2 separate regions of the Homo sapiens genome follow, and region 1 is linked to region 2. The links are chromatin loops, found by intact Hi-C in ENCODE. Cell type or tissue: heart right ventricle. All regions are shown on one strand. Each heading gives the region's core, and the rest is flanking DNA. Links, peaks and the distances in the headings are about the cores only.

What was found. Hi-C counts contacts between places; a loop is a spot of excess contacts. Peaks named below come from ENCODE experiments on the same cell type or tissue, not always from the same donor. Only the 100,000 strongest peaks of a DNase experiment are listed, where the experiment ranks them.
Region 1: it touches region 2 in a loop (2.2-fold over the local background); 13 of 110 quality-filtered maps call a loop at or near these places.

Annotation. Positions count from the first base shown.
Region 1 is chr6:111,789,476-111,806,161 of GRCh38, forward strand. All of the region lies in intron 2 of FYN (FYN proto-oncogene, Src family tyrosine kinase), which reads right to left. Among named protein-coding and RNA genes, the nearest start is that of FYN, 76 kb to the right of the region's middle. RefSeq lists an enhancer at 15,474-15,563. In heart right ventricle, for the core only: a CTCF peak has its summit at 10,307; no DNase peak of the experiment used is centred there.
Region 2 is chr6:111,735,518-111,752,203 of GRCh38, forward strand. All of the region lies in intron 3 of FYN (FYN proto-oncogene, Src family tyrosine kinase), which reads right to left. Among named protein-coding and RNA genes, the nearest start is that of FYN, 130 kb to the right of the region's middle. RefSeq lists enhancers at 3,027-3,096, 15,451-16,023. In heart right ventricle, for the core only: no CTCF peak of the experiment used is centred there; a DNase peak (open chromatin) is centred at 8,594; H3K4me3 peaks cover 1,516 bases; H3K27ac peaks cover 5,000 bases.

The sequences.
Region 1 (16,686 bases), core at 7,277-12,276, 55 kb after region 2:
TATTTCAACGTTAAGGCCATGAGTACCCAGTTTATTTGGGGAATAAATAAAAGAAACAAATGCCATTGGAATAATCAGTTGACTATCTGGAGGAAAAAACAACAATTCTGCTTCTATGAGACTCATGAGAATGAAGCATACAGTTATAATAATCATGTCTTTCTTTTCTTACTGGTAATGAGTCCCTGTCAGGTGATCACATCACATGTATCAGGAAAAAAAGAAAATAAAACAAAAACTCTGTTCTGTAGTGTACTTGAATTCTTCCGACTTGCCCTTTTAAATTAAGCTGTTCCTAAGATCTGCAATCCACAGTCTGAACAGAAACACTGCTTTGCTATGATGCAAGCGCAGCTGCTGGACACGTCTAGCTCTCTTCCAACCGGATTACTACTCCCAAGTCCCTCCAAGTAGACATTCTGGAGTGGCTCTGGGGAAGGCCCATGAAATACACACAGTATCACAATGCTGCCAAGATCAAAGTTAATAATGATGTGTGCAGAGCCCCTTGAGTTTAGGTTGGCTACAATATCAGAATCCCAGAACCTTGGGGCTGAACGGAATGTTAAAGAATAACTAGTCTGATAGTTTTTAAGCTATTCTTTAGTATCAGAACTGTGTGTGTGTGTGTGTGTCCATGCCAAATGTGTAACAATTATGCCAAAAGATATCCAGCTAGCACACCACATACCTGGAGAATCCATTATAATGGGAACCATTTTATTTCAAAAAAAAATTCTTTTCTTGTTATTGGTAGTTCTGAACCTTAGATACACACACACACACACACACACACACACACACACACACACACACACACACATTCTGAAGGGCTCAACTCCAAAATATTAGATAAAAGTGCAACAGAACAGCTCTGGTTCAAGAGGGAAAGGACTCAAACTCCTACCTCCATGGCCATCCTCCTGGCCTACCTGGTACTTCTGGGTAACTCTAAAGTCCTAAGAACACTGAAAATCTCAGATCGAGTCTCCCACCCCTAACCAGTATCTGAGTCTTCTCTCACATCTCTTCCAGCCCACGTGCACGTTCTCAATGTTGCAACACTGGAGACCAAGGGCATCTACCAGGGGTTCCCTACCAAGGACCTGTTTTATCCACCTGCGCCTCCCACATTTTGAATTATCTCACTAACATTGCATTTTAAAGTAATAATTGATTTATTTTCCCAGCTCTGATTTGGAGTCAGGGAGATCTTGATCTGAATCTCAGTTCTGCTAAGCTTGGTAAACTTGGAAAAATTCCTCAATAATGTGAAGTAGTAAGCCTGGTAGAAGCCTTCCTTCTCTCTCTTGGCTTTTTATTTCATCAACACAAATCTCCATCAAAAGAATACCTAATACCTAGGAATAAGTCCAACAAAAGATATGTAAGACTTTATGCTGAAAATGACAAAACGTTATTGAGAGAAATTACAGAAGACCTATATAGAGGGTTGGGCCATGTACATGGGCTGGAAGTCCAATATTTTTATATGTCAATTCTCCTCGCAATTGCATCTTAACTGAACCACCAATTTTTTTTGTTTTTAAACTAGGTCTTTTTTTTCTGATGGAAATTGACAAGCAGATTCTAAAGTTTATAAGCAAATGCAAAGGGCCAAAAGCCAAGTTAATCCTGAACAAGAGGAACAGGGCTGGAAGACTTATTCTACCAGATACAAAGATTCACTATAGAGTAATAGTAAAAGTGTGACATTTGTGCAAGGCCAAACAGACCAAGAGAATAAAATAGAATGTCCAAAAATAGAGCTACACAGTCACCTAACTTATGCAAAGGTGACAATGAAGTAATAAATGTATAAAAGTATGCATAAATGTATAAAAATAAAATATAAATGTATAAAAATAAAAGTAATAAATGCTGGGTTCACTGGGTAGTATAGATTGAACCGTGTCCCCCAAAAAGATATGAAGTTCTAACCCCCAAGTACCTCAGCATCTGACTTATTTGGAAATAGGGTTGTTGCAGATATGATTAGTTAAGATGAGTTATAGTGAATTAGTATGGACTCTGAATCCAGTGACTGTCCTTAAAGAAAGAAAAAAATCTACACAGAGACATGTGGGGAAGACGGCCATGTGGCCACAGAGACAGAGGTCAGAGCAATGCAGCTGCCAAGAAAGGAATGCCAAGGATTCCTGGCCACCACCAGAAGCTGGGAATAGGCAAGGAAGGACTCTTCCCTAGAGCCTTCATCAGAGAGACCATGACCCTGCTCACACCTCGATTTTGGACTCCTAGCCTCCAGAATCATGAGAGAATAAATTTCTGCTGTTTTAAGCCACCCATTTTGTGGCACATTGTTATAATAGCCTAGGAAATGAATACAATGGGTATCCGTATGAAAGAAATGAATCTTAACTTCCACCGTATACCATGCAAAAATTAATTCTGGATGAAGAATAGAACTAAATGTGAAAGGCAAAATAATAAAGCTCTTAGAAGAAAACATAGAGAACACCTTCATACCTTGTAATAGGTAAAGATGTTTCTTAAAAGAGAACACAAAAAGTGTTAACCACGAAGGAAAATATAATTTGGACTATACTAAAATTAAAAATGTCTTCATCAAATGACATCAACAGAATCAAAGGGAAGCCACAGAGTGGAGAACATAATTGCAATACATATATACAACAAATAACTCTAAAAATCAATAAGGAAAAGGCAGACAATCCAATAAAGAAATAGACAAATACTCGAGAGGACAAAACAGAAAATCCAAATGGCCAATAAACATATAAAAAGATGCTCTAATTCAGCCATCAAATAAAAGCAAATTAAAACCACAACGCATTACCAATACACCTACAGGACTGGCTAAAATGATAAAGACTAAAACCATGAAGTGCTGGTAAGGATACAGAGCAACTGAAACTCTCATACATTGCTAGTGGGAGTGTCCACTGATAACTGGCAGTTTCCATTGAACACACACATCCTGTGATCCCAGATCCTGCCATCCAGAGCCTATCCTACAGAAATGCTACATATGCTTACCCACTGATATGCACAAGAATGATCCTACCAGTACTATCTCTAACAGCCCCAAACTCGAAATAACTCAAAAGGCCACTTACAAGAGAGGGGCTAAATACATCTTGATATGTTAAACAGTATTACACAGCAATGAAAATGAACAAACTACTACTTATAACAACATGGATGAATCTCCTAAATATAATGTTATTCTATTGACACAAGACAGTGCAAACTGGGGGACATCCAGGCTGTCCCCTAGTCTTGCGGCAGCTTGACCTCTGCCATCTGCTAGGTCCTCTCCTGCTTCTGGTCAATTTTATTTATATAAAGTTCATAATAGATAAAACCAATCTTTCTTGTTAGAAGTCATGCTATCAGTTACCCTTGATGGAAACTGGGGTGTATTGGGACTGGATGGGGACCTGAGGGGACTCCTAGTGTTTAAGTGACATTCTTTTTCCACCTGGCCGCTGGTTACAAAGGAGAGTTCACTTTGTGAACATTCATTATCAGTGCACTTAAGAATTTGTGCACTTTTCTGCATGAATGCTACATTTCAATTAAAAAAAAATCATCTCAGGGCGAACACGATGAAACCAGAAACAAAACAGAGCTCTTATAAGTATCGAAAGCAAAAAAGCACAGCAATTTAATTTAAGCAAGATAATTTGAAAATTTGCTGCACTAAAAGCTTAGAAGTGCCATTTCATTAAATTACGTTTTTTAATTCACTTTAAGATGAATGTCAGGCCAAAGCTATTTTATTACTATATGTTAGGATGGCATGAAGCAAATAGTCTCAAAATAAAATAATACACATCATTTAAATTTTATCTTACTGATTTTTTAAAGTGAAGTTTCGGATATTCAAGCCCATTTTTTTTTTTCCACATTAGTTAAAAACCGTTTCCTGGGGCCTTGGTTTACAGTCTGCGCATCCCCAGATGAGAAAGCCCTTGGGATAAACGGGTTTTCCCTCTGTGGCACAAAGTAGGCACTCAACATTGCTCTTCCAGAGTCAGTCCATAAGATCGGCTCATTCCTGCCAATGGAAGCAACAACAGCTCAGCCTGCCTTTGCACTGTCACTCTGGATAAATGCATAATTTCTGTCAGTCTGAAATAGTGAAAATAACCATTCCCACCTTTGTGAATTTCTGGGGCTCTTTAGATCCCCCTCTGGAATATACATGGTCATGAGGTCCAGAGTCTTCACCCAGGCTGTCCCCCAGTCTTGGGGCAGCTTGACCTCCGGCTTCTGCTAGGTCCTCTCCTGCTTCTGGTCAGTCAATCCATTATCATTAGCCATGTGCTCCACAGAGCTGCTCCACCTACCACTGAAATAAATCCCTTGGAGCATAGAAACCGCGTGGTCACACTCTGGCTTTCTCAGACACTTTTGTTCTCTTGGACCCTCTGGGAGGGGAGGAGATCTACGCAGGCACCGAGATGGACATCCTGAGACTGCAGGCAGCCCCCACAGGAAGTGAGAGGCAGCCACACACACCTCGGCTTGCATTCTGGGTTGCGAAAGAAACCATGTGGGGACTGTGGAGACCTCACTCACCCTCCAGCCTGCCCCTACCTGGGAGAAGATCCCGGGGCAGGGCCCCTGCCACTGAGCTGCTCTCCTCCATCCGCCATGAGGACACCCGGGCCTTTCTTTGGTCACTCTGTTTCCCTGGATATTAGCTTCCCAAAGGAGAGCCCTCCTTAAATTCAAGCTCTGTTGTTTTTGCATAGACTTTTCGGTGTCAACTCTATTCCTAACTTCACCATCTGACAAAAAATTGTGTGGGTCCTTTAAGAAGGTCCCCCATCCCTAATTAGAGTTCTCTGGTAAGAAGATAACATATGCTTTTTAAATAACTTTTGATCATGAATGCCACAGAGATTTTCCTACTGAAAACACAGAGGAATCACAAGGGTCAAATAAGATAATCAGTTCAAAATGTACATGGACAGAGGAAAATCACCTAGGTCAATTCCTCGAGAGTCTGCAGCCAGAAGACTGAGGCTCTACCAGCAAGGGCAGTGGTGGGCAGCGGTCAGCAACCCCCAGCCTGCGGATCAGATCTGGCCTGCTGCCTGCTTTTGTACAGTCCATGAACTGAGAATGGTTTTTACATTTTTAAATGGTCACAAAAAATCAAAAGATTATTTCATCACACATGGAGATTATACAAAATTAAAATCTCAGTGCCCGTAAGTAAAGCTTTATTGGAACACAGCCATACCCACTCGTTTCCATATTGTCTATGGCTGCTTTCACACACAACAGCAGAATTGTCTTGATAGAGACTGTATGGCCCGCAAAGATGAAAATATTTACTATCTGGCCCTTTACAGAAAATGTTTGCCAACCCTGGGCTAAGGTGATGTCTGTGTTTGCAGAAGGATGTCCACTCTGATTCTTACTGTTTTGTGCCTCTGGGCCTGTCTCCACACTAAGTCACAGGCAAGTCCTAATGCTGGTTTCAATTTCACACTAACCGGGTAAGCCAACACAACCCGCTAAAGCACACTCTTTTAACCTGTGGTCCCGAGTCAATTCAATGGGTCACAAAATTTAACTTGGTTGATTCTGCCCAGCATTTTCTTTAATGAAATACAGATAAAAATATCAAGGGAACTGTTATTGACTGAATTGTATCCCTCCAAAATTCATGATTGAAACCCTAAACCCTAGCACACATCAGAATGTGACTATATTTGCAGACAGGCCTTTAAAGAGGTAACAGAGTTAAAATGAGGTCATATGGGCAGACCACAACTCAATATGACTAGTATCCCTATAAGAGGAGGAGATTAGGACACAGATACACACAAAGGAAAGGCCATGTAAGGACAAAGAGAAAAGACAGCCATCTACAAGCCAAAGAGAGAGGCCTCAGGAGAAACCAAACCTGCTGACACTTTGATCTCGGACTTTTAACTTCCAGAGCTGTGAGGGAATGAATTTCTGTTGTTTGAGCCATCCAGTCTATGATACTTTGTTATGGCAGCCATAGCAAATTAGTACAGGAATCACACAGAGCATTATTTTGTGGAGTTTTTGTTTCACTCACACATGTGGACTTGTGATATAAACATGTATTAAATTATTTGTGTCACACCAAAATAAATGGAAGAACACTCTACCAGAGGGAGAAAAATACATGTTTGGTAGCAAAATCAGAAACAGAAGGGTGTTCTAATTGAACCAAGACACAGAAAGAGAAAAGAGTACTGAACATATTAGGCACTTTGCATATATTATCTCATTTTAGTCCTCACAGTAACCCTACGCAATAGGTCTTCACCTGATAAAGAAACTAAAGCATTGAGAAGTAACCTACTGAGGTGGCAGAGCCAGATCTGACTCCAAAGCTTATGTATTATTTCTCATGATGAATCAATTTCTATTTCTATATTCCTGAGAGTAGGTTGAGATTGTAGTTAGGCAATAAATAAGGGAAACGATTTATAAATAATAATAGCTAACATTTACTAAATACTTACTGTGTGCCAGGTTCTGGGCTAGGCTTAACATAAACCTCACTTTATCCTTATTAATAACCCAATGGCTTAGACTCTATCACTATTTTTTTCAGTTGAAGAATCTGAATGTAGAAGAAATCATTTAACTTGGCCAAGATGACAAAGCTGGTAAGTTGAAGACCCAGGATTTGAACCTTCATTAGTCTGACGTTTGAGCTAGAGCTCTTGCCCACCACAAATGTTCTCTTTTAATTGTATTTATTGCCAATCTAAGTACAGCCATGTGCCACATAATGAAATTTCAGTCAGTGACAGACCACATATATGACAATGGTCCCCTAAGATTACAATGCTGATATTTTTTACTGTGCTTTTTCTATGTTTAGATACACAAATATTTACCATTGTGTTATAATTACCTACAGTATTTAGTACAATAACATGCTGTTCAGGTTTGTAACCAGAAGCAGTGGGCTATACCATAGAGACTAGGTGTGTAGTAGGTTATACCATCTAGGTTTGTGTAAGTGTACTCTATGATGTTTACACAATGACAAAATCACCTAATGATGCTTTTCTCAGAATGTATCCCTGTCCTGAAGCAACGCGTGACTGTACATAACTATCTGCTGGTGGTCTCCAATTGAAGAAAAAAAATGCATACTTTTTATCATACATCCAATAAACACTAACTGAGCACATATTATGTGCCAGGCCCTGTTCTGAGAGCTGGGGATCCTGCCATCATGGTGATGCTATGGGTAAGAAACCTTAATGATGTAACCACACCATGCTGATTGAAATCCCCTCGTGGGTAAGGGGAGTGGCAGGTAAGATTCAGGTGGGTTGAAGGCACAGGCCAATGAAATTGCAGAAATTGTAGAAAATGAGATGATGAGTCAGGATTACTAAACAGAAATTTTTAGTAATTTTATTTAATATTTATTGTATCCAGGTTCACCTGTCATGTGGTCATGTCTTATCTGGAGGTTTTTCAATGGCAGGGGCTATATCATACTTTAAAACACCCACCTCAGTGCTTGGCATAGTGCATAGTAGTTTGAATTTACTATTTTTTTAATAATGTTGTTTCCAAGAAAGATGTACAGAAGTTACTCAGGGATTTTCAGATGTAATGACAAGAGTCAGACAATCCTTGGAAAGTCTCAGTAGTGGAGGATAGATCATGCTGCATGTTATCAGGGTCATGAGCAAAGAAATAAATGTTTAACTGAAACAGTTTTAGTTAAATCAAATGGGAAACTAGTACGATGGCTAAGCAATCAGAATGAGTGCCTGGTAACAAAAATGTGAGGACAAAAAATTAGGCTGAGTGAAAGGAAAACAGGATACGGAATATTAAGATTTTTAATGTATTTGTGGCAAATAAATTTTTCCTAAGGTTTTTTTGCTTTTAATTTAGAATTTTTATGTATAGAATTTTTATATTTTCACCAAACCTAGTAATCCTTTCATGAAGAAATAACCAGAGAAGTGAGCAAATATTTTCACTCCAGAATGTTTAGTACAGCATTATTTATAATCTCAAATATGAGAATATTTAACTGCATAGTAATAGGATAGTGAATGGTTAAATAAATTAGTCTGCTCACACAATGGAAAACTTCAGTTATTATTCAATTACATTAGAAAACAATCACAACTTAATATTAAATGAAAGAAGCAACAAGCTCAAAATCAAAGTTTCATATATATATATATATATATATATATATATATATATATATATATATACACACACACACACACATGACACACCCCTCCCAAAAACGACAAAATAAATACATCTTTTTTCTTTTTTTGAGATGGAGTCTCACTCTGTTGGCGAGGCTGGAGTGCAGTGGCACGATCTTGGCTCACTGCAACCTCCGCCTCCCAGGTGCAAGTGATTCTCCTGCCTCAGTCTCCTGAGTAGCTGGGACTACAGGCATGTGCCACCATGTCCAGCTAATTTTTGTATTTTTAGTAGAGACGGCGTTTCATCATGTTGGCCAGGCTGGTCTCAAACTCCTGACCTCAGGTGATCCGCCCGCCTCGGCCTCCCAAAGTGCTGGGATTACAGGTGTTGAGTCACCGTGCCCGACCCTAGTTTAAATACATCTTAACATTGCTATCTCAATATGGTGTGATTAAGAGATATTTTCATTTTCTTCTTTATAGCTTACCAAATTTTCTACAAGTAAAATTTTAAAGTCAGGAAAAAAAAGTTATTTAAATAAGTTTAAATCAAAGAGAAAGTATACACATAGCACCTCTACTGTGCATCTCTAATTTGCTGAAGACCTTAGCCACCAGAGGCCTCAACCACACTGGCACATGTCGCAAATTCTGGTAATGTTATTTTAAATAAATATATTCATATATTCCTAAACTCGCCTGCAAAGAGGTTTCAAAACAGATTCAGCAGTGGCCAAGGGCAGTCCCCAGGATGAGATGACACATTTTAGTGAATTCTTTGACTTTGACAATACATTCATTTAACAAATATTTACTGAGTGCCTGTCATGCTCCTGGCACTCCGTTAGGTACCAGGGGGTCAAACTGGGTCCCCGGGAACAAATGACCCATTGGGCTGACATTTGTCCTACATACCCTGATCCTTGCAAGATGCGGTGGAAGTCTGGGCTGGGTAGTAACTGGGCAGACCTGTTCTCAATTCTCCCACCTCATCTGGGCTCTGACCCTTCCTGGATGTGTGGCTCTGAGAAAGGCTGGCTTCACCTCTCTGGCTCTGGCTGCCTCATTTGTAAAACAAGGATAATCCTGACCCAGTTCGTGGCACTGTGGTGAAGAATAAACAAAAAGCGTTCTGGGCTTGTTTTTATCTATACAGTGCCAGATGGATTCTACATGTTAATAGCTACTGTTGTTTCCTTCCTTTGAAAATTGTATATTTACTCTTTAGGAAACATAAAGGGTCAGAAATAAAGTTCAGTGATTAAAGGGATATTCCATATTTTTCTTCCTCAGAATATCCAGATTAACAATTACAGAAATGAACACCCATGTTTCCAACCACAGCCAAAAGTAAAGTGGAACTGGAAGATCTTGAAACGTTCAGGAACCATTCCAAGGACAAATCTAGGTGAGATGCTACCAGTCATTAGGGAAATAGTTCAATTATGATGAGCACTTCAAAAATCTAATAAGATTCACTTACAGTTTTTCCTCTCTCCCTTTTAGGAAGGGTGATTCTAAAAAAGCAACGTTCAAAAATAAACAAGTTTTTAAAAATTTAACATTTCTAAGAAAAGACTCAAGGGCACAGGAAGGATGCCAACCATATGTCCAAATCAGAAGTAAATGTGCAGATATATCCTGTCTCTCTCCCAAACTGAACTCACTTCCCAAACATTGGGAACATTTGTAAAAATTAGAAGATGAGGTGGAAATAGAGGTGGGGAGAGGGAAAAATACAGAGACATTAAAATGGGATGTGCCTAGTTGAGATGTTTCCCTTTACTGGCTATTGACATGACTTAATAACAAGTGTACCAATACACTGACAGAGAAAGTGCAACTCTAACCCCCTGGTGTTCGCATTTTATGTGAAAGATTAAGGATATTTTCCCAGATACATACTACTAATTTCTGACATCTTCCGTCTCCTTGTGGTCCTTTCATCAAGTAAGGATTGGTAAATGGTATTAATAGGTTCAGACAGCTTCACAATATCTGGACTAAAATCCCCCTACCCCTCAGTTCTCCGTTTCATGATGCTGCCTGTCCAGAGCCACTGAGGCAGGGCAGGGCACAAGTGGTTCAGGTGAATGGACATCTCCACTGCCCCCTGTCTGTGAGGCTGTCACTTGTGCAATTCCCTTCTTACTGCACCCATGCCTTGTCCACCCTTGTTATGTGGGAGTCCCGCACACGCCAGCTCCCCTGTGGAAACGTGCAGGGAAGGCAGCCACGGGTGACATTTCCAGCACTGGTTAAATATGGACAAACCTCGCAGCTTCCCACCCAGGTAGGGCAGTCCTGTACAAATGGTAACCGGCAGGGTTTATTCCGAAGGACACGAGTGTGCCATGATATATTCAGTAGTTGCTGTACTTTTAAAAAGGGAGTTGTAAAAATTATCTTTAAAATGCTTGTTGATGCCCTGTGGGTATGAGTCACTTTGTGAAGCAGGATCAAAATGGATTCTCTATTACGGGTTTCTGCTGGCTCTTTGATTCTAAACAACTTTATTAATGTTAATAGGAGTTATATACACATCAATGAGAGAATAAATTCCCAGGGTTTAGTGGAGCTTCCATTAATGATCTGTAATAAGCAACGTAAAATGCTTTCAAATTTTCTTTCAAGTAATAACACGGTACCCCAGAAGAGCTGAAAATGAGGCACAGGTCTCAGCACAGGGTAGGAAGGATCCGGGGGATGGGAGAAACAAGGCTCTACAGCTTGTGGGAGGCTCTGTGGGACGAGTCCTCACAGCCACTCACGGGAGTGGAGCAGGAGGGATGGACACAACTTGCCGAAGGGATATTGAATATGAGGAAGGGAGGAAAAGAAAACGTACAAAAAGTGAGCTTGATGCAGAAGGAATTTACTATGATCTAAAACGGGAACGACTGCAACCGCGCTTCCTAAATCTGTCACAGGCTCATCCCATTTTTTTCTGAGCTTAAGTTAATACTATTCACTGGCTTACAAAAATACCCACTAAGATGAAAATGGGAATTTAAGTTCCAAGGATGATGCCACAGAATTCCTAATGAACAGGTTATTTTGCAGTGACACAGAGCTCTGCCTCAAATGTCTGGAAGCCCAGCTTTAGATTTAACCCTCTCCTGCCCACATCTCCAGTTCTCTCCTCAACTCTTCTCATGGGAAATCAAATGCCAGATTACTGATATCCCCAGAGGATAGCAACCCATGGGGGCTGCAGCAGACAGACAAGTATAAATGGCAAATGACTAACTTCCATGATTTAAGAAAAGAATAGAGCAAAATTTGAATCTAAAAGTCTAATCACTATTTGCTCGTTCATACTTAGTCACCTTACACTTCCTTACATTTCATCCTGATGCTTCACAGACAGTAGAAGGACCTCTGCCAACAAATTACAAGTCCACAACATTAAGGATTAGATGCACAGTGGGAGAAGAATGGGGATGTGTACATTTAGCCACTGAGAGTCTAGTTTCATACCTGAGAGATCTGGAAACACTGTGTGCACCGCTGGCGATGCTGCAGGTGGCCAAGCAACGCTCAAACCACTGGCAACAACAGGGTAGTATCTTGATCTTCTGGCTCAGTGGTCACTTCCCACACAGCAGATTTTAGAGCACTTCAGGTTTAAGGGGGTACTGAATTTACATATTCCAAGGTAAACCATGGCCATCATCATCAAGGCAGAGCTCCATACACCGTGTACATTTTATTTAGAATTAGGTGGCTTTTCAAAGGAGCTCCCCATTTTTCTTTTATCACCTGCCTAGTTGCCAGGAAGCAGAATAAATGCCAATTCTTACGACATGTAGTTTAATTGAACAAATATATATAGACATTTGTTGGCTAGGGAAATGATTGGTTGGATAATGCTGGAATACCAAAATTCAACAGAACTTCCGTACCAGCCACTTAGACACATCAGTGAATACGTCGTTCACTCTCAATTCTCAGTAAACTGGGGAGTCTCTCCAGTAGTCCAGATCCTACTAGAAAAACATAAGCCACTTATAAAAGTAGCAAGTGTATCTGAGACTGTGACAAATGAAAACAGTGCCTGGGTTGTGCACTGTTTTTGTCTTACTCCTTCCTCTCACTTCCATTGGTATTAGACATACATATATATGGGTGTTCTGTGGACAAACCATATGTGAGCATTCTTTGAGAAAATGGCTTTGCCTCCATCTCAGCTCCCCACAACTCCTGGCTTAAATCTGTTAGGCACCAGGGGAAGATCTCTGTGTAATGAATGACTAAACAAGGTGCAAGACACTGGATAGATGACAATGAAGGGAATAGAGAAGCACCAGACACCATCTCAGCATTCAAAATGTTTGTAGCCTACTTGGCAGATAAGCAATATACATATCCCACATTAACTAACAATGCAATACTGATATGGTTTGGATCTGTGTCCCAGCCCAAATCTCATGTTGAATTATAATCCCAGATGTTGGAGGTGGGGCCTGGTGGGAGGTGACTGGATCATGGGGGCAGATGTCCCACTTGGTGCTGCCCTCATGATAGTGAGTTCTCATGAGATCTGGTCATTTCAAAGCATGTGGCACCTCCCCCTCTCCTCTCCCACTTCCCCCTCTCCTCTTCCTCTTGCTCTGGCCATGTGAAGTCCTGGTTCCCCCATGCCTTCTGCCATGATTGTAAATGTCCTGAGGCCTCCACAGAAGCTGAGCAGATGCCAACATCATGGTTCTTGTACAGCCTGTGGAACTCTGAGCCAATTAAACCTCTTTTCTTTATAAATAACCCAATCAGGTAATCCCTTTTTTTTTTCTTTGAGACAGAGTCTCGCTCTATTGCCCAGGCTGGAGAGCAGTGGTGTGACCTTGGCTCACTGCAACCTCCACCTCCTGGGTTCAAGTGATTCTCCTGCTTCAGCCTCCCGATAGCTGGGACTACAGGTGCCTGCTATCACACCCAGCTAATTTGTATTTTTGGTAGAGACAGGTTTCACCATGTTGGCCAGGCTGGTCTCGAACTCCTGACCTCAAGTGATCCGCCTGCCTCAGCCTCCCAAAGTGCTGGGATTACAGGCATGAGCCACCGTGCCTGGTCCCAATCAGGTAATTTTTCATAGCAGTGTGAGAACACTCTTTCTGGCTGAAAAAAAAAAAAAAATTCATTGGATTTACAATGCAGCATCTTATTCCTTTGTGGGACAGGAACGTAGTAGAGCCACAGTCCACTTAACCACTATTTACCAACATAGATGTAGAGTGGGTTTCTTAAATAAACTGGGAAAAAGTCCTAGATTTCTCAATCATACATGATTTTCTTGGCTAGGAAATCGTATAATCTGGGACCAGAAGATGACCAGAATCTAGTTCTTCTAAGGGAGAAAAATGGAAATCCAGCAGCCTAGCTGTTTACCCACTTTTCTTTATTAAAAAGCCTCCACCTGCTTTGAAGACTGTTCACAAGATCCTCCAACTGCCTCAAAACATCTGCTTCCCACTAACCCTCAAAGGCCATTTGGAGTTCCAAGGCCAAGCTCCTGCTTCATCCCTTGAGCACTGCTTTTGGCTAACTGGTAGTATTAATATTCTGGATATTCCAAATCACTCTGCCCTTCAGGGGCACTCCTCTGAAAGTATTAATTCAATCACTTCAAATATTTGGGCTTCATTATAACCTTTTTTTCTCTCCCAAATCATGCCACTTTTATGGCTTGACTGTGGAAGTAAGGTTTTACCCCACAATCTTTTTTTTTTAAGTCAACCGGTAACATTAATAAATGTCCAAGAGGTTTTCTTATTCCTAAACTACTCTGAATTGAGGACTGCAAATTATAAAACTGATCAGATCCCAGCCAGTTTCATTCATCATATATCCTCAGCTGTTTAGTTTCACATTCTGTTTCATATTCTCCAATCTGTGAAGAGTCAAGTATAAATACTGTTAGTATCATGGAAGGAAGTAATCCACTTCATAGTGTTTTGAACCAGTGACTCCTGGGGCATGGGGGTGTGGGGTAGGTGGGGAAAGACCACAGAGATAAAGGGTTAACACAGAAACTTGAATAACAGTCTTTGCTTATGGCTTTGACTGGCTAACATTTAACACCATTGCTCCTGAGATTAAAATGAAACAACTTGCCAAGGATAATTTCATTCTTGCAGCCAACAGCGCAAATGTAGAGTTTCCTGAAGGAATAATCTGCGGAAATGCACAGCTTCCCAAAGCAGCCATGGTATGTTAATATGGGATATTTTGCTTTCCAAGGAAACACCAAAAAAATATCCATAGTGTTAGGAATGGAGCAAACCACATGAGAAGAGAACAGGAAAAGCTTCTTCTCTCCCAGAAATGACCTCCTCCCCTCAAAATGGTTTCCCACGTGCTAATTGACTGCGGGGATGAGACAGTGTGGATACAGCTACTAGTTTCACTTAAGTCTTCTTATGCTGAAACCCACAGTTTACATCAAAAGCTGCTAAAGTAAACCAAATAAACCAAAATGGAACATTTCATTCCTGTGTATTTAAAGGCAGGAAGAGACATCATCGTTCTGAAAATATACGAGGGCCATGCTTAAGGATTCAGAAAAACAGGCCAAAGTCAGGCTTGAAGAACACCCACATCCCCTGTGATCATAAAACCCTCAGATTTTATGGGGGAACTGGGGGGAACTGGGGAACAGAGACCTCAGCTTTAGAAGCGGCACCCTCTGTTCTGGGCATTCCTTTCTTCCCAGGTGGATGCTGTAGAGGTCCCCAGTAGCTCATAAGCAGACTACTGGGACTGCGGCTTTCCAGCATCCCTGTTCCACACAGGAATAGGATGCTACATCGCAAAACCAATGAATTTTTTAAAAAATCCAGAAGGAGGTAAAACTTTAAGTTTCTCTTTCATTCTATTGAGTAGCTGGATTTTGGAAACAAACACACCATGCCCTAAATTACGTCCAATGCAATAAATGGCACAACCTGAATTTTTGGTCCCTAGTCTTTGTTCACTGGGGTATAACACATAATCAGCCTCTTGGTAACAAGGGGATACTTAGGCAGTACTTACACCAACAGAAAAGAAAACGAGGGCTGTGACTCATAAGCAGTATGTGGTCCTTCCCACCAGTGGGTACTGTGGCGTTGTGTGGAAACTTGGAGGCTTTAATAAGAATCTGCTACGTCAGCACCATGTAATATAATAGAAAGAACTCAGTGAGGACTTCAGAAACCCTGATGCTGCTCTAGGCTTCGCTGGTCATTTCTCCTGTGATTTGAGTCACCACATCACTTCCTTAGTCCTCAGCTTCTTTATCAAAGTACACCAGGTGATTCTTATGTTTCTTCCAGGCCTCTCTGCCTTAAACCTAACCCAGGGGTTAACCTCCAGGAGTCCTTTTCAGCCTGCTTCAGCCTTTCTAACAGGCCTCCCCTTAATCTAGTGCCCTTTCTGCTACCCCGAGATAAACACCACATGACTCGAAGTGTGTTTGCCAGACAACTGTTTAGTCCTACAAGGCGTTTTACATGTATGGCCAAGGAGCAGGAACACTATCTTTGAAGGCTTCTTTTCTACCAGCGAAGAGGCTGGCAACCACAACCCCTCTTAGCCTTGGCATTCCCATCACTAAAGTGGGACAGACATCTTTCTCACGGAGCTGTCAAATATCAGGTTCTAAGCCATTGTGAACACTGCCAGATACAATTCATGATGTCTGGATAAGCGTGAATTTCAGATACACAATTTGGGACATACTTACATTAAAAATTATACATCGTTTATCTGAGATACAAATTTAACTGGGTGTCCTATATTTTGCTGTTTGCCAAATCTGGCAACTCTACACATGTGAGACGCTGCTGTTGTTGGTCTTAGGTACCAGGCTGCCTCACCAAACCAGTCTTTACGCAGAATAAAACAAGGGTCCATGTGGTTCAGGTTCCTTCTGCCCTCCTACACTGGCCCCCTTTCTGCTCCTCCTATCGGCTTCACAGCATTACACATCCCACCTGGCTCCCTTCTTCCTGAGGCACCTGAATTGTCTACTGACCACCCTTCCAAGCACAGCCCCCTCCCCCTTCCCTTGGTTGAACAAGCTGGCTGAATTAACTCATACACATGCATCACTGATCATTTAATGAGTCATCAGCCCCCTCTGAAACCACTGCTTTTTCTTTAAAGGTCATTTACAACCTCAAATTAAAATGACTGAATTACAGGCCGTGTAAAAGTTGAAGTGGAAAAAAAAGTAGGCAGAGGGGTGGGGGAAGCTGGGACCACTTAGGAGCTGGCTCTCACAGTAGTTCCTCCAGCGTGTTTCTGCTTTTCCTAGTCTTTTCCTTTTCTTCTGAGCCCACAACAGCTCTTGAGGCAGTTGAAGACCCTGTAGATAAGGGAAAAAAGGAACGGGGAAGTGGGATGGGTGCAGTAGGAAGCTGGGGTTTACGTGTAGACTGGTCACCACATTCTTCCCACGCAGTTCCTAGGGTGCCCCAGCACTAGCATCTAATTTAGATTGTAGAAAACACAAAGCCTGACTGAA
Region 2 (16,686 bases), core at 6,561-11,560:
CCCAGATCTGGCTAAATCTGAGACCTATAAGCAAAAGCATTTGCACATTATACAACTGATACTTATCCAGTATTAAGCAGGAGTGAAACTGGGTCTTGATAGACACATACTGAAGCTGGGGAGAAAAGAGAAGCATGGGGGGGTGCCAGATCAAGAAGGCAAGGGTAGAAAGAGACTGCATGCAAGTGGCTGGACAGGGAGGTATCTAAGTAAGCTATGACTTCCTAAGTGGACCAATGACTCTATCCATTCTAGCTACCTGTCTATTCATAATTCATACCTCACAAATCATCCCCAACTGTGGCAAAGCCGTAGCTTTTGTTACATGTGAGAATAAAGATCTGAAACCATAAATGGCTGCAGAGGTGATCTACTTTGGAACTATATAAGTGACATTATCTGAGAGCCCTGGCACACAAAACACTTCATATCTTTTGGGGCTGGTAGGAGTGAGAAATAGGCTTGCACAGTTGTGTAAGTGGCTGCCTAAACATGATGAGGACAGGTAACACCACAGATAGACATCTGCAATGCAGGTCATCAGAAGAAAGACAGGAATGCCCACTGAAAAGGGCATGTAACAAGTAGAATCCAACAACAGACCGGTGTCACAAGAGGATCCTGAAGGAGTGGCTAGGGTTAGAGGTGCAGATGAATGTGAGGTCACAGGGGATCACCACTGTTCTCCTCCAGCTGTGGAGGGGTTTGCTCTGTCAAGTCAAATACGAATGTCTTTATCATGATGCAGAAGTGGCAGTTACACTTCAGTTTTGCATAAAAAATATAATATTAACACATTCTTTGGGCTAGAAGGCAGCTTATTTTTTCAGCAATGACAGCTCTACTCACATATACAGGCTTAGAACAGTCAGAGGATGTAAACTCTTGCTCATCCACCAGCAAGAGTCATCAATCGGCAGCTCTGGCAGAAGCACTTTGTCCCAGCACTAAGCAGAACTGGCCTGTCCCTGAGAGCTCCGATGGAGCTGCCTTAGAAGATTCCAGGTAATGATGGCCCAAGGGTGGCTTCATGCCCTGCCCCAGTTCTGGCTCAATACAACCCAAACTGACCCAGCAAGTAATGATGGTACACACATGAAATAAGCCCAGGAAACAGCTCTGCCATAATTCTTTGTGACAAAAGCTGACTCGACATGCTGATTTCCAGCCCAAGTGAAACAAAATGGTCCTGTGTACAACCAGCCTACACATTCTGAGTATTCACCGTTCCACCAGGTTTATTCCTTAATCTGGACGCACTAAATGCACTCCCCTCTAAGTCCCTTCATCATTTTCTAGCCATCTTGCTTCTCTCTTAAGACTTGTATTTTCTATATAGGTTCACTGCTAAAATAAAAATACTGCTAACAATTAGTGGATCTGCATAACTCTTATAGAAGAGACTGATTATTTATACCATTTCTACTTTTCCAAACCCACTAAACTGTTCCCTAACTTTGTTTTTCTTAACTATCTCAACTGTTTGAAATCTGTTTCTGTTCTAACATGGTTGCTGGTTAATCATCCATTCTTGTCACTATTTGTTTTGTGCCTCAAACACTCGACTCTTTAAAATAATGGTGTGGACAGAGGAATAAACAAACTTAGTTTCTCCTCTACTCTTACAACATGCTTCTGACACCAGATGTGTGGGTTTTGTTTCCCCACATATCAAGCAAGCAAGCAAGCAATTTTGCAGTGGACACAGCTGGCTGTTCTCCAGTTCAATTCAATTTGGTGCCAATATCTACCTAGAGATAGTGTCAGATCCTACAGGTTGAGGGCTTAGTTTCACAAAACTGCTCCCCACTTAAGACATGAGTCACAGGCCCCAGGTTGTGGTATGTGCTTCTAACCCACCGGCTATAAATCGGGATCTCCACAACCCCCTCCTTGGGTTTGACTCATTTGCTACAGCAGCTCACAGAACCCAGGGAAACAGTTATGTTTACTACTTCATTATAAAGGATGTTTTAAAGGATACAGATGAAGAGATACACAGGGTGAGGTATGAAGGAAAGGGCGTGGAGCGTCCACGGCTTCTGTGCCCTGCCACCCTCCAGGAACCTGCACATGTTCAGCTATCTAGAAGCTCTCCAAACTCTGTCCTCTTGACTTTTTATGGAGGCCTCATTACATAAGCATGATTGATTAAATCACTGGCCACTGGTGATCAACTTAACCTTCAGTCCCCTTTTCTCTCCCCAAAGACTGGGAGATAAGGCTCAAAGTCCCAACCCTCTAATCCTCTCTTTCCCATGACCAGTCCCCATCCTCTAGACGTTTACTACTTTGGAGATTCCAAGGATTTTAGGAGCTGTTTGCCAGAAAACAGTGACCAAATATACACTTCACAATATCACTAATGGCCTCAAATTTTCCTTAATTTTGACTATTTTCCCATAAAAAAACAAATAAACAAATAATTTTTTCTTTGGTACCAGAGCATTTTTACTTTCCTGCTAGGCCAGGTGACAAAACTCTCACTCATTTTCAACCTAAACAACACAACACCCATCATGAACTGTCATCCTCCATTTCTATATTGCAATTCCAACATAAAGTGATGCTACTGGCAGAATTTTCAGTCTGTTAGGAGCAAGTACTGGTGAAAATGTGGAACAAGAGCTCCACACACACCGCTAGCAGGACGTCAACAATTTTACATTACTAGTGAAGATGAAGATGTACCTATCCCATGAGCAGAACTCCACTCCTAGGCATAAACCCCAAAGAACCATGCCTACCTGAAACAGGAAATACATGCACCCTGAGGGTTTAAGGTGAGGCTCAGGAATCTGAGGTATCTGCACTTTTTATAGGTCCACTGGTGATGTTACCTCCTCCCCTGCAGGGGTCTTGGACTGAAGGCTTACAACCTCAACTCACATCTGTTTTTGGAGTCAGGTGCCCCCAAGGCTCATGGCTGCAGCCAGGCAAAGCTGCTCACTGGAGAGGGGTAATGGGGAATTGCACATCCATCGGAGATGCTCCTCCCTGGTCAAAGGTAACTATTCTGAGGATCTGGGAAAATCCAGCACAGTATCAGCATGCTTTTGCTCACCAGCTGCCTGCTCTTCCCTCTTGGTCACCCCTAGCTGTCTGAGCAAGATGTGGCTCAAAACTCACCTCACCTAGTGATGGGCTTGGGTCGGCATTGGCATCATCCTCATTTTCAACACAAAGACCTAAAGTGCCCACCCAGCCCTGGTGCTGCTATGAATGTGATCCTCCCTGGCTGAAAGAGGAAACATCTAGGTGGGGCTTTAGAAGGTAACACTGAGGGGTGAGCCCTGTGAAGGCTGGCCTTTATTAAGCAATACTTTCAGATGAGGATGAGAAAGTAGAATAAAGAACTTCTTCTTGGTGGGGCGGGGAGGGGCTTTCTGCCTTCTGGTGTGAAGCTGCCCTCCCTCCTCCTGCTCTGTTCTCCCTAATGAAAGTTGTATAATGGTGCTCTGTCACCTGCACTTCCATGCATTCCTCCTGCCAAGAATGGCTTCTCTCCCCATCCCTACATGAAGCCGAATGCCTAACTCTGTCCATTGCCATCACTCTCCTATTTTGAACTGAAGTGACCCCAGGGCAAAGTACCAATGACCATGTTGCTATCGTTCTTTTAGGTTTAAAGATACCTACAAGGTGTCAAAAGCTCTACAGATTCCACTGGGCACCTGAAACCTGTCCTGCCCTTCGGCACCAGCAGTGCACGGAGGGTGGAGACAATCTGTTTAAATTGTTCACTGAGGACAGTGCAGGGCTCTGGCAAGATGCACATGCACGGGAGATGTGGAGGCTCTGTTGAGAGGAAATGGAGATGATGATATGAGATAAACACAAATGGAGTCTGGAATGGGGCTCAAGGAGGACATACAGGGAGCCCATCTCCCCACAACTTGGCCACATGCCCACAGCCCTGGCAGGGTTCTGGCTCCTGCCTGGGGATGCTGTGGTCCCACTGGAGCTGCCTGCTGCCTGCCCAGCCGCCTGTCTCATGAGAGGCCCCGCCGCTGGGCAGTTCATTATTTGAGTGGCATGTGGGAGAGAAACAGAAGTGATTTTTCTTATAATGGTTTCAGTTCCACTCCATCAGTTTTGAGGCAGGTTTCCTTCCACTTCTCTCCTCCTCCTGCTCTCTTCCTTTCTCATTCCCTCAGGGTGTCAGAAGTGTACAAAGCCATGATTAAGATGAAGGGTTTCTATTTTGAGTAGGTGGTTAAAAAGATTCTGGTTTCTTCCCTGTAAAATGTGGATTATGCCAACTACTATAAATTACTGATAGAAAGTTACTGATACTTGACAATCTTTTGTTGTTGTTGTTGTTAAGATGGAGTCTCACCCTGTCGCCCAGGCTGGAACCCAAAGGTGCAATCTTAGCTCACGGCAACCTCTGTCTCCTGGGTTCAAATAATTCTCCTGCCTCAGCCTCCCCAGTAGCTGGGATTACAGATGCCTGCCACCACGCCCAGCTAATTTTGGTATTTTTAGTAGAGATGGGGTTTCACCATGTTGGCCAGGCTGGTCTTGAACTCCTGACCTTGTGATCCACCCACTCGGTCTCCCAAAGTGCTGGGAGTATCTCACTTTGGCCCCTATCTAGTAAAAGCTTATCAACTAAAGGTTTTAAATAATTGAAAATGCTCAGTTAAATAAATACAGATGAAACCAACTAATAGACTCGAGAAAAAGTCTTCAAATGAATCCTACTCTTGGTCAAGGACTTCCCCTGTTGGGAATTATCCTGAGAACAAAAATGTGCAGAAAGATTTAACAACACTCATTTCAGTGCTGTTCATGATAATAAAAAAATTGGATACAATCTAGGCACTCAGAGGATTAACAAAGTAGGGTATCATACCAGATTCCTATGCAGCTGTTAAAAATGAGAACACAGCAGGACATTAACAATCCTGAAAGATATTAATGAAATAGTGAAGGGAAATATACAAGTCACAAAACACGAGGTAGAAACATAACTACTTTCCTTGCTTCCAATCTTGCGCTCTATACCCTCTATGACAGTCAGAGTCATCTTTTTTTAAAGTTACTCCCAGGCTTAAAATGGTTTCCTATTGTCTTTGGAATGAATTTAAATGATATGGTCATCCTGCTCTGGCCCTGGCCTATGTGTCTAGCCCCATCTTCTGTGGTTCCCTCTTCACACCTCCTCCCCAGCAACACTGCACACCTTTCTGTTCTTCTTTGAACACACTCTGCTCTGTTTTACTTCAGTGAGTCTGCACAAACTTTCCCCTTTGCCTGAAATGCTCTTCCCCAAAATACTCACACAGCTGGCTCCTTCTCAGGTCTCAGCCCAGATGCCACCTCTCAGAAAGGTTTTTCCTCTTTGGGAGGTGGAGGCAGGTAGATCATTTGAGCCCAGAAGTTTGAGACCAGCCTGAGCTACATGACGAAACCCTACTTTACAAAATACAAAAATTAGCTGGGTGTGGTGGTGCTCACCTGTGGTCCCAGCTACTTGGGAGGCTGAGGTGCTCAAGGAAGAACCCTTGAGGCAGGAAGGCAGAGATTGTAGTGAGCCATGATCGTGTCAGCCTGGGTGACAGAGTGAGACCCTGTCTCAAAAAAAAAAAAAAAGAAAGAAAGGTTTTTCCTGGTATCAGATCTTAATTGCCCATTGCCTGGTCACTCTTTCACATCACTGTTTTATTTGCTTCATGGCATTTAACAATCTCAGAAATGGTCTTTATTTAGGTGTTTTCTTGTTTATTATCTACCTCCACTCATGAGAAAGAAAGCTCAATGGGAGTAGAGGCTTTGCTGGATGGTATACCCATAATGCCCAAAACTGTGCCTGGCACAGAGCAGACACTCAGTGGATGCTAATGGCTATGGTGAGATGTTTATGTATGTACACACAGAGTAATGCATACGTGTGCATCTGCATAAAAGAAGGACAATAAGAGCACAGCATAAAAGAATATCTCAGGATGTTGAGTTTTGGATGGTTTTAAGTTTTTTCATTTTGTTTATATTCATTTTTTATAACAGTGTGTTACTTTTGAAATAAAAAATAATAAACCAGTTTTTTTTCTTTTCCCTTTTAAAGAACATGGTCATTCTAAGAAAATGGTGACAACAGCTGGCTTAAAACTAGAACCACAAGATGCCAGAATTAGAAAAGATCTTAGAGGACATTTGGTCCAATCCCACCTCTCGTTTCAGCAGAATGTGCAAGAAACTAGTCCAGTGTATTTTTCACTACACTAGTGGTTTTCGAACTTTATGAGCATGAGAATTTCCTGAAGGACTTGTGAAAACACAGACCACTGGGCCTCCCCCTGAGAATTTCTGATGCGGTTGGTCTGAAGCAACATCAAGCCTAAGTCCTGCGTTCTGACAAGTCCCAGGGTTATGCTGGCTGTGCTGGTCCTGGGCTACACTCTGAGATCCACTAGGCTATGCCATATTGCCTCTTACGGCTCCCTTAGAAATGTCTTGCTCTTTCTGTAGGAATGATAGTGATTAAAATAATCCCCCATGCTAAGGAAAACCCTAGCTTTCACACCCCCTTCCAGAAGTTCCAACTGAAAAAGAAGGGAAGCAAACAGGGATAAGTAATTTTTGAGAGCCTCCTCTCCTCCAGGCATTGTGCGGGATGGTCTACATTTTACTTGTTTGTTTAATCCTTTTTACTATAGAAAATCTAACCTCAGAGAGGTTAAGGAACTTCCCTAAGAGCAAACCACCAGGCAGTGACAGAATCAGATTTCAAATCCAAGTCTATCTGACTATAAAGTTTATGCTCATTCTCCAACTTTCAGAATGAAAAGCTGGTGGCATTCAGAGTGGCAAATCAACATCTTCCAGTGTAGAAAAAAACACCCTTAAGAAATTGTAATACATCACGTTGTTAATGGCACTAAAAGCATATACACTGATATTAACATCCAATCATTTCTCTGGGTCTGAGGGCCAGGTTTATTCATTAACATGATATTCAGCAACTTCTAACCCCAAAACCCCAGAGTAAAGATGATCCAAGTTGATGCCTGGCTTATTATTGCAAGCCTTCTGTGAAGTAAGTGGGAGAGGGGGAATTTATCATGGATCTCAGCTTCCAACAAAGGGAAGAATTTGCACATGTTCTGTGCAAAAAGGCCCTAATAGGCTTTGCAACTGAACAGAACTGTTCCACTCTTTGAAGAACTAAGTTTAAATTCAAAGGCTAAAAGCCAAACACAAAGATGGGAATATATCATTTACCATCTTATGTCAAAAGTAAACTAGAAACTAGTTATTGCTCCATTCCCATTTACTGAAGAGGACATAAACAAGGGACAGAGAAGTCCGGGTGACAAGGTCCCCATGCCTACAAATACCCGTGCAACCAATGAGTTACAATTTGTCCTACGTTTTGGTCACACACGACCACAAGTTTGAGAAAGTGCTATAAATATTGAGATCACAAAGGGGCTTGATAAGAATCTTTTTTTTTTTTTTTTTGAGAGGGAGTCTCGTTCTGTTGCCCAGGCTGGAGTGCAGTGGCACGATCTCGGCTCGTTGCAACCTCTGCCTCCCGGTTTCAAGCAATTCTCCTGCCTCAGCCTCCCGAGTAGCTGGAACTGCAGGTGCGCGCCACCATGCCTGGCTAATTTTTGTATTTTTAGTAGAGATGGGGTTTGGTTATGTTGGCCAGGCTGGTCTTGAACTCCTGACCTCGTGATCTGCCCACCTTGGTCTCCCAAAGTGCTGGGATTATAGGCGTGAGCCACCGCGCCTGGCCAAGAATCTTTTACATCGTAGTTTTGATCAGAATTCCAAAGAACAAGGTTAACAAAAATGTGGCTTCCTCTATCTGTATCCCTGTATTTCTTACTTTACATCATGATTTTTCTCCACATGTTTTATAACAGATCCCTGAGGCAGCTGTATAAATGGGTTTTACATGAAAATAAAATGAAATACTTTGAGTAATTCTGGCGACCGCATCAGAGAAATGAGGGATTCAACTGAGACAGCTCACGTGATCAGTCCCTTCCTGTGTCCTGTGCCAAGGGCCCTCGGTGCCTCTTCTTTTGGAAGCTCATTTTCTAATTGTGACCAAGGAAACTCCTGTATATTTGGTTAGCAAAGACAGCCAGTGGAGACCCTGAAAGGAAGATAAGTGGGAAAGAAGGAACAGAGCAGAGTAAATGCAAAAAAGGACAAGAGGATCCCAGAGATCGGTACCAGCACTGTGAAAATCTGATTCCAATGGTAACTTTGCTCCAAACACAATTATGAATATGTTTAAGATCTGGAGTGACTGTGGTCTCCTTGGTGCAGCAAATCAGTAAGGTGGACCACATTCACGGCCCCTCATTTGTTAATGTCTGAAAAGATCTGGCTCTCTTACTCCCAATAAAATGCAAAGGATTTCATTTATTATAGAAAAAAAGTGGCCTGAAAGATCTTGCAGAATGAACCCTGGGTCTCCAAGCCGATGAGCTGTCTTTGCAGTCAGCTTCTGACTTAGGCATCTCACATGGGACATGAGATTGGACCGCACAGTATTACGTATGAGCAAATTCTCTTTCTGCTCCCAACTCTTGCCCTTCATGAATAGCTGGAGAAGAGCCATCTTGCCTTCCCCAGAGGAATGATGCAGCTGCAGCTGCAAATGCAGCTTCAGCAGCCGTTATCCTACTGTTAAATGTTTGCTTTTAAATATTACATTGGCCCAGCAAAAATAGCTGTCTCGTCTTAGCACTGGGGACAAAGCTTCATATCTGCGTTAGGGCCCACACCTGTGTCCTAGCAGAGATTTCAGAAAAGGCATTCTCTAATTTCTCTCTGGATGGACAGTGACTTATTCCTTAAGTTTCATAACATATATTTCTGCAGTGGATGGCTGCTCTTGATTCTCACAGATTTCACAGTGGCCTTCAGCCTGCAGTGGTTTATGCAGAAGACAAAAGAATAGCTACTTGGCAGATAATACTCTTCAGGCCTTAGGGAGGGCACTCAGCTGGAAAGATCTGTTTTTGCTGGAGATCGGAAGTGCTTTTCCAGCAATTATTTGATCTTTCCTGGGAACTTGTTCTTTGGAACAATCTCCCAGTCTGGTGGGAACACATGGACTCCTATTCTGGTCCCAGCATTATCACTAACCAGATGTGTAACTTTGGAAAAATCATCAGGCTTTTACTACACGTCAGTTATCTCATTTGCCTGGTGGGAATGATGATCCATCCCCTGCTTAATTAATGAGATTTTTGTAAAGATAAAACAAAGTGGTATATGCAAAGGTATTTAGAAAATTTTCCTAGTGAGGAAAAAACCCCCAAAATACAAATATCACCTAACAATAAATATGCTTTTTATATCATTAGTGGTAAGTTTTCATTTTTTCTCTTAGAATTAGGTAGGAATACCCTTATGCAGAGGAGAGGTAGAAAGTACAACCCCGGCAAAGAATATTGTCATGTTCTCCTTATTGCTTGGAAAAATAAAGCAAGGAAAGTGGGACTGGAATACTTTAACATCCGCCCAGAAAAATCTGCTTTTGCTAGGGCCACACAACATTCTGGTTCTTATTTGTCTCCTCTTTGGTGGTCCCACAAAGAAGGCTACTGCTGCAGTGTTGAATGAATGAGTGAGTGAGTGAATGAATCTATCCATCCATCCACCTACCCACCCATTCACCCATCATTCATGGGCAAATACTATGTATCCAAGCAGTGTGCACAAAATACAGACGCGAATGCCATCTCTTTCACTGAAGGGTGTCCAGCCCATGGGAGAAGGCAGACAAGGAAAGGACCTGTTCTCTCCAATGTAGTAAGCCTGCTTGCCTGAAGAAACACATACAGTGTTCTTGAAGCTTGGGCATGTGACTCATCCCTCCTGCAAAAGCTGGGATGGGTTCTCAGAGGATGGGCATCTGAGTGGGGCCTGTGGGAAGGACTGGTGAAAAAGGGGGTGCGCAAGGGGATGGGCAGGGTGCTTTGCAGGCTGCAGAACAGCTCTTACAAAGGCATGGATTCAGGAGAGAGGAGCATGCCAGGGAGCAGCTTTGTTTGGTGTGACACAAGCCAAGAATGAGCGAATGCAGGTAACTAGAGAGTTAAGCAGGGCCCAAATGTGAAGGAGGGAGCAGGCCACTGTAGTTTCTGAGCAAGAGTTGCACAATGGATTTGTATTTCAGAAACAGTGCTTAACAACAGGCAGCATGTTCTGGAGGGAGAAGGTGAGCAGGTAAGTGAAAGATTTAAAATTTGATGTAAACATCTGCACATTGCAACACAGAACACTTTACAAAACATCCTGGCTTAAGAGCATTCTCTTCCAAATTCTGAATTAACACAGCCCACAATACACTGGGGAGTGAATACACTTATACCTTCCAAAAAAATGCCTTCAGTAATGTTTCCCCTGTGCAACTTATACAACATTGATTTCCCATGTAACTCTGGGATAATCTCCTGGGAAAAGGAAGGCACTGTATGTTTCTCAAATGTGGGTGACCACTGTGTATTGCAGCACCAGGAAGAGTCTGAAAGGAACCCACGTACCTGGTACAAAAAGATGGTGATAGTGATACCTGGTAGCTGTCTTTCAAGAAAATAGTTCATAAGTGAAAGAGAATTTCTAATAATTTGAGGAGGTTTAGCAAGGCGTGTGGATTTTTTAGTTCCCTCTTCTTTTTTTTAAAGTTTAGGCATAATTTATCCACAGTGCAATGTATAAACAGATTTAAGTTTACAGTTCAATGAGTTCTGACAAACGTATATACCTGTATAATCTAAACCCCCATCAAGATCTAGAACATTTTCATCACCCTAGAAAGATGCACTGGGGTCCCTTTGTAGTCAATTCCATCCCAGGCAAACACGGTTGTGATTTCTACCACGACAGATTAGTTTTCTCTGGTCTAGGGTTTCATATAAAGGTAATCATACAGTATGTATTCTTTGTGTCTACTTATTTTATGTGGCAAGTTTTTGACATTTGTCCATGATATTGTATATTCAGTAGTTTATTGCTGCTGAGTGGCATAGTAGTTTTTATTGCTTTATCCATTATAGTAGCTTTTATTGCCTAGTAGTATTCCATGGTATGAATATACCACTACTTAGTAGCTTTTTAACAGTTCTCTCTTTTGCTAAATAAAGTATGCAACTGCCTACTCATGGCAAAGCAAAAAAGAAAAGGCATGGGTGTGTAAGTTCTGGTGAAGTCACCAACTATTCTCTATGCTATCAGGCATTAAGGTTATGAGTGGCTTCATCTTTAGAATCCTCCAACAGCAACAAGGGCTAAAACGTCAGGTAAATTAGGACAAACAGAGAGAGGGTAGAGGGAGGGAGGCAGGGAGAGAAAGGAAGGGGGGAAGGAAGAGAGAGAGAGAATGAGAGACAGAGAGAGAGAGAGAATCCCTTATATTGTCTTAGTGCTATATATTTGGATCACAGGAGCAGATAACACACAGCCCTCAAAAGAGAGACGCTAATTTACTGAGAATTTATGTACTCAATATAAATGGTTAGGTACATAATTTAGATAACTAAAATATTCTTTAAAAAATTAAAATGTGTCCACAGAAACCTACACATGGCCTGGGATTCTACATTGTTTTTCCCTGTAACTGTCAATACTCTCTTGTCCAAGTAGCACTTTAGTAAGTAGATTAAGAGAGTCCAGCAGTGAAAGGAAGTGGCTCAAAAGCATTTTCAGAATTCACCAGTTTCCTATGAGATACTTGCACCCATGAGTGTCAGGTAGCTACTTGGTGTGATTTTTGTTATATTCAACCAAGAGATAATACCTGGAAGCTTCAAGGAAAGCAGATGAGGTCTTGCTGAAAGGGCTTATTAAGCAGAGCCAAGAGGCAAGTCAAGGAAAGAAGGGAGTTAAAGTCTCACAGTGTAAAAACTCCATTTCCTTACTCTGTGGAACTGTTTAAAGCAGCATCACAAAATAAACAAAATAACATCTAAAAAGTGTATTCTGTCTTCTCCTGCGCAGCTGTCACAATTTACTATGAAAACCAGACATGAACGTGTTCTGATGACTTGAAACACATTATTTGGGTCAGCTCCTCCCCCTGACATTATACACTGCCTGTCCTCTGAAGTGAACTAGTCGCTTTGACTCCAGCATTCCCCTATCATTGGAAGTGATGTTGGTTTGCATGGCTATGCTAAAGACACAATGGAAACGAAAAGCTCTCAGCCCTGGGTGGAGCCGGATTCAATTCCAAGAATAATGCAGATAGTGTCCTTAAAAAAAGCTGGCAGGCTTCCTTTCCATTTTTCGCACCAGATATACCTATTTGCTATTTTTCTGAAGCAATTTAATATTTGTTGAGCATCAACGATATGTCAGATCCCATGCTTCATGCTTCATTCTTACGAATCTCCAGGATAGGCACTATTATTGTTCCTGCTTCAAAGATGAGGAAAATAAAACAGCCTCAGCGTCTATACTCATTCATTACTATTCCATGTGTTTCCTTCCCTCAGCCAGTTGGAAGTGGAGGTTGGGAGCTGTGAAATATGAGGCACATAGAAAGCAAGATGAAGACATAGAAAGCAAAATGACTTTCCTCTTTGATCTCCTTCCTTACATATTTTAACATTACATTCTGTAATTAGGTCAAAGCGAGACATACCCGTGTTGTGAGCTACAGCTGAAGTTTAACAATTATTTCTTAGAAGATTGTTAATTAGACTGACTTGGGGAATAGGTTTTGGAATACACATTCATTCTGATAGCAGTTATAGCACAAGACATCTCATAAATAAAAGCCATTTAGAACATTATCCACAGGAAACGGCTGCAGCTGGTAAGGGAACTTTTGACATTAAGGAAATGCAGAACTTCATGGAATTAGATGAAGACAGGAATATTGTATCACAGAATGACGCTATCTTAGCAGGAGCTGGACCATGTTTTCAACAGACACACTCATTTTATAGCAGTTCATGCTTGCTCACCTCTCTGGGTTTTCAGGAGACATGCATGGCGTATCAAGAGCAAAAATTCAAAGAAATGGGAACTAGTACTCAGAGACATTTTTGATCTCAAGGGTTAGGGGCCTGTGGTTTGGTGTAGAGCTTGGACCTGTTCATCCATATAGACCTGTGCTAATAGGGTAAGCAAGCACTAACCACATGTGGCTGGTTCAAGATGAGATGTAATGTAAGTATAAAGCATATAACCAGGTTTCAAAGACAGCATGAAAAAAGAATGTAAAATGTTTAATAAATTTTAAAATATGATTACATGTTGAAATGATAATATTTTACACAGGTCGTCTTAAATTTAAAAATATTAACATTACTTTCATGTGTTTCTTTTTGCTTTTTAAATGTGGCTACTCGGTAATTTAAAATTAATTACCTGTGTTGCCTGCATTTGTAGTTTGTTCTAAGTCTATGGGAAAGGACCGGTATACTCAGTAATTGAAAAGATTAATCCAAATTGAAGATTTGGTGCATTTGATCAAAAGTGGCAAACCAACTGCACTGCAATATGTTTCCTAGGAGGTGAATAAAATGACTGAACAGAAACATGCATTCTACCCTGACCTGCTGGTTACCTAAGGTAAACCACTCACTCTTCCTGGGCCTCAGTCACTATAATGGTTCATCCAGATCATCTCGGACACTTCTTCTAGTGCTGACATTTGGAATCTGTGGCAAATTCCTTAGGGCAGGTAAATCATGAGTGAAGGTGAACTTTAAAAAAACCTTAATATTTGCTCAATATTCATAGCCCCAAATATTGCCTGCTGATCTCTCACATGTGACATGCCTTTAAGTCTCTCTGGAGCAACAGCTAAAATTGAATGGCAATGATAATCATGTTTATGATACACAGACTGAGCTGCCCTACGGAAAAGAGGATGCTTGCTCTATGTACCCCAATGAGTGGGTTTTACTTGACAAGATTATATTAGTAATTGGTAATTACTTTTGCACCAGCCGAATACTTCTAAGATGGAAAAACTTAAATGCACCTTAATAATCCAACAAAAGCTTATTAAAACATGAACACAAAATATTCTAAAATATCCTCCCCTGAGGGAGGGAGAACAGAACCTGGTCCTCTTTTAGTTCAGGTTCTACCCTATTTCTTTTCATGTTCAAAGCATGTAATTATCTGCTAGAAGTTATTCTGCATCTCCCAGGCAAATTATATACTTTTTGCATGATTGTAGAGTTTCTCCTTTTTCTTTTCCTTAAAAGGTAAAAAACTTAAATGTAGATAACACAATTATAATAGGGTAAAACTTTCAGCACAATGCTAGATAAAAACAAATATTTTAAATAAATATATGTTCAAAATATATGTTCAAAATCTGTGTGTGGAAACAAATATGGAATTAAGAAATGACAGGGATAAATGACCTACATGATGGAAAACTCGCTTATGATGGAGACCTCTAGGAAGACTGCATGATTTCTCCTGGAAAAAAAAAAAATCCCATAATTTGCATCCCCACATCTGTAGAATTTCCCTGTTACATCCAGTTTAAGTCTGACATCTTTAACTTCTGATCCAAGAGTGACAGCATGTACAACTGCTACTAACATATATGTCCGTTTTGAAGTAGCTCCTGCCTTTATGTACTTGGCTCCAGATTCCTTCCATTCTGACTTTCTGCAACATAACCGATACAGTTTGCATGTATGTCTCCGTCCAAATCTCATGTCGAATTATAATCCCCAACTTTGGAGGTGAGGCCTGGTGGGAGGTAATTGGGTCATGGGGGTAGTTTCTCATGAATGGTTTAGCACCATCCTCCTTGGTACTGTCCTCATGACAGTGAGTTCTTGTGAGATCTGGTTGTTTAAAAGTGGGTAGCACCTTTCTCCTAGCCCTCTCTCCTGCTCCCACCATGTGAGATGCCTCGCTTCCCCTTTGCCTTCCGCCATGATTGGAAGCTTCCGGAGGCCTCCCTGGAAGCAGAAGCCGCTATGCTTCCTGTACAACCTGCAGAACCACGAGCCAATTATACCTCTTTTCTTTATAAATTACTCAGTCTCAGGTATTTCTTTACAGTAATGTGAGAATGAATTAATACAATGACCATAAATGCCTGTAATAGAGGTAACCAAGTAAATATTTGTTGAGAAAAGAAATTTTAGGGATGCAGGCTCTTCCTCTCTCCTCCTTTCCTCATTTTCTTCCCTCCTTTCCTTTCTTTGTTGGCCAGACCACCTAGATTCATGCCAGTACAATTCATGTCATTTTTTTTTTTTTTTTTTTACTAACATTGAAGGCAAGTTGGGAAATTTTGACTGAATTGCTGAAACAAAGGGCATGCGTTCCCGCCATTCCATACTTCTAAGGAACTTATTTTAAAAAGCAAGAAAGGGGCAGCAAAGTCACAGAACAATGAAAGGACACAATGGCCACCTTCACTTTTGTTGAGACTGGAGAGATGGGAGTCGTAGACATGAATGAGTGCAAGCCTCAGTGGGTCTATTGTGCAAAATAAGTTTTACTTGAAAATGGAAAAAATGACCCTGCATTTCTCTTTGCCATTATCTACAGAGTCACACTGGAAAAAAACACCAAGAGAAGCAAAGCAAAAAGAATAGTTTCTATTGGCCTTTCCTTGGCATTGTATACTTTTATTCCTTTATTCTTTTCTTGCTCAACCTCATTCCCAACTATTTTACTATTTTGGGGGCACTGGGGACAGAACTTCTGGGAAACATAACACGCATTAGTCCATTTGTTTTCTCTGTGAATTCTTTTCAGCATCTTTGTGTAGCAACAGGAAGGATGTGGGCTCCCTTTCAGATTCAAATGAGGCAAATCAGCCCTGGCTCAGGTTGACAACATCATGTTTATGTTACACTGTGGCCTCAGAACGCCAGAACTGCTGTCTCTAGGTAGAATGGCCATTTTGTCCTGGGGCTTAATGTCTATTTTTAACATCAGATCCCTAGCCCATGTCTCACAAAAACAACAAACAATTAACAACAAAAACCCCCCAAAACTGCTGACACAGTATAACTACAGCATACTATTTTATTAAGAGAATTCTGAGTTTTAGAGTTGAAAAGATCAGTGTTTTCAAGGTATTCAGAGATATTTTAAATCATATAGGACAGATGTGCAGAAGTGGCAGTGTCTCCATTCAAATTCTTTCTTTTTTTTTTTGAGACAGCATCTTGCTCGGTCATCTAGGCTGGAGTGCAGTGGCACAATCACAGCTCCCTGCAGCCTCAACCTCCTGGGCTCAAGCTATCCTTCTACCTACGCCTCCCAGTACCTGGGACTACAGTTGTGCACCACCACATGTAAATAATCTTTTTTTTTGGTAGAAACAAGGTCTCACTATGTTGCCCAGGCTGGTGTTGAACTCCTGAGCTCAAGCAACCCTCTTGCCTCGGCCTCTCAAAGTGCTGGGATTACAGGCATGAGCCACCATGCTTAGCTTCAGATATTTCTTAAGCTTTTAGAATGTGGTAGGAAAATCCTACCATGTATTTTTCTCAGATTTATATTCCTAAGCATGTAAATCAAGGAGTAATAAATTTATAATATAAACAAATATAAGACTTTATTTTATAAAACTGGATGTTTATTACTAAGGCTTCTACCAAAAGTTCAAAGCAAAACCATGGAAGAGAATGTGGAGTGGTGCTAGACAAATATGTTAATACTGAATTTGGGAACTGAGTCTATTATTAATTCTATTAGTCCAACTTCGTGATCTTGGCA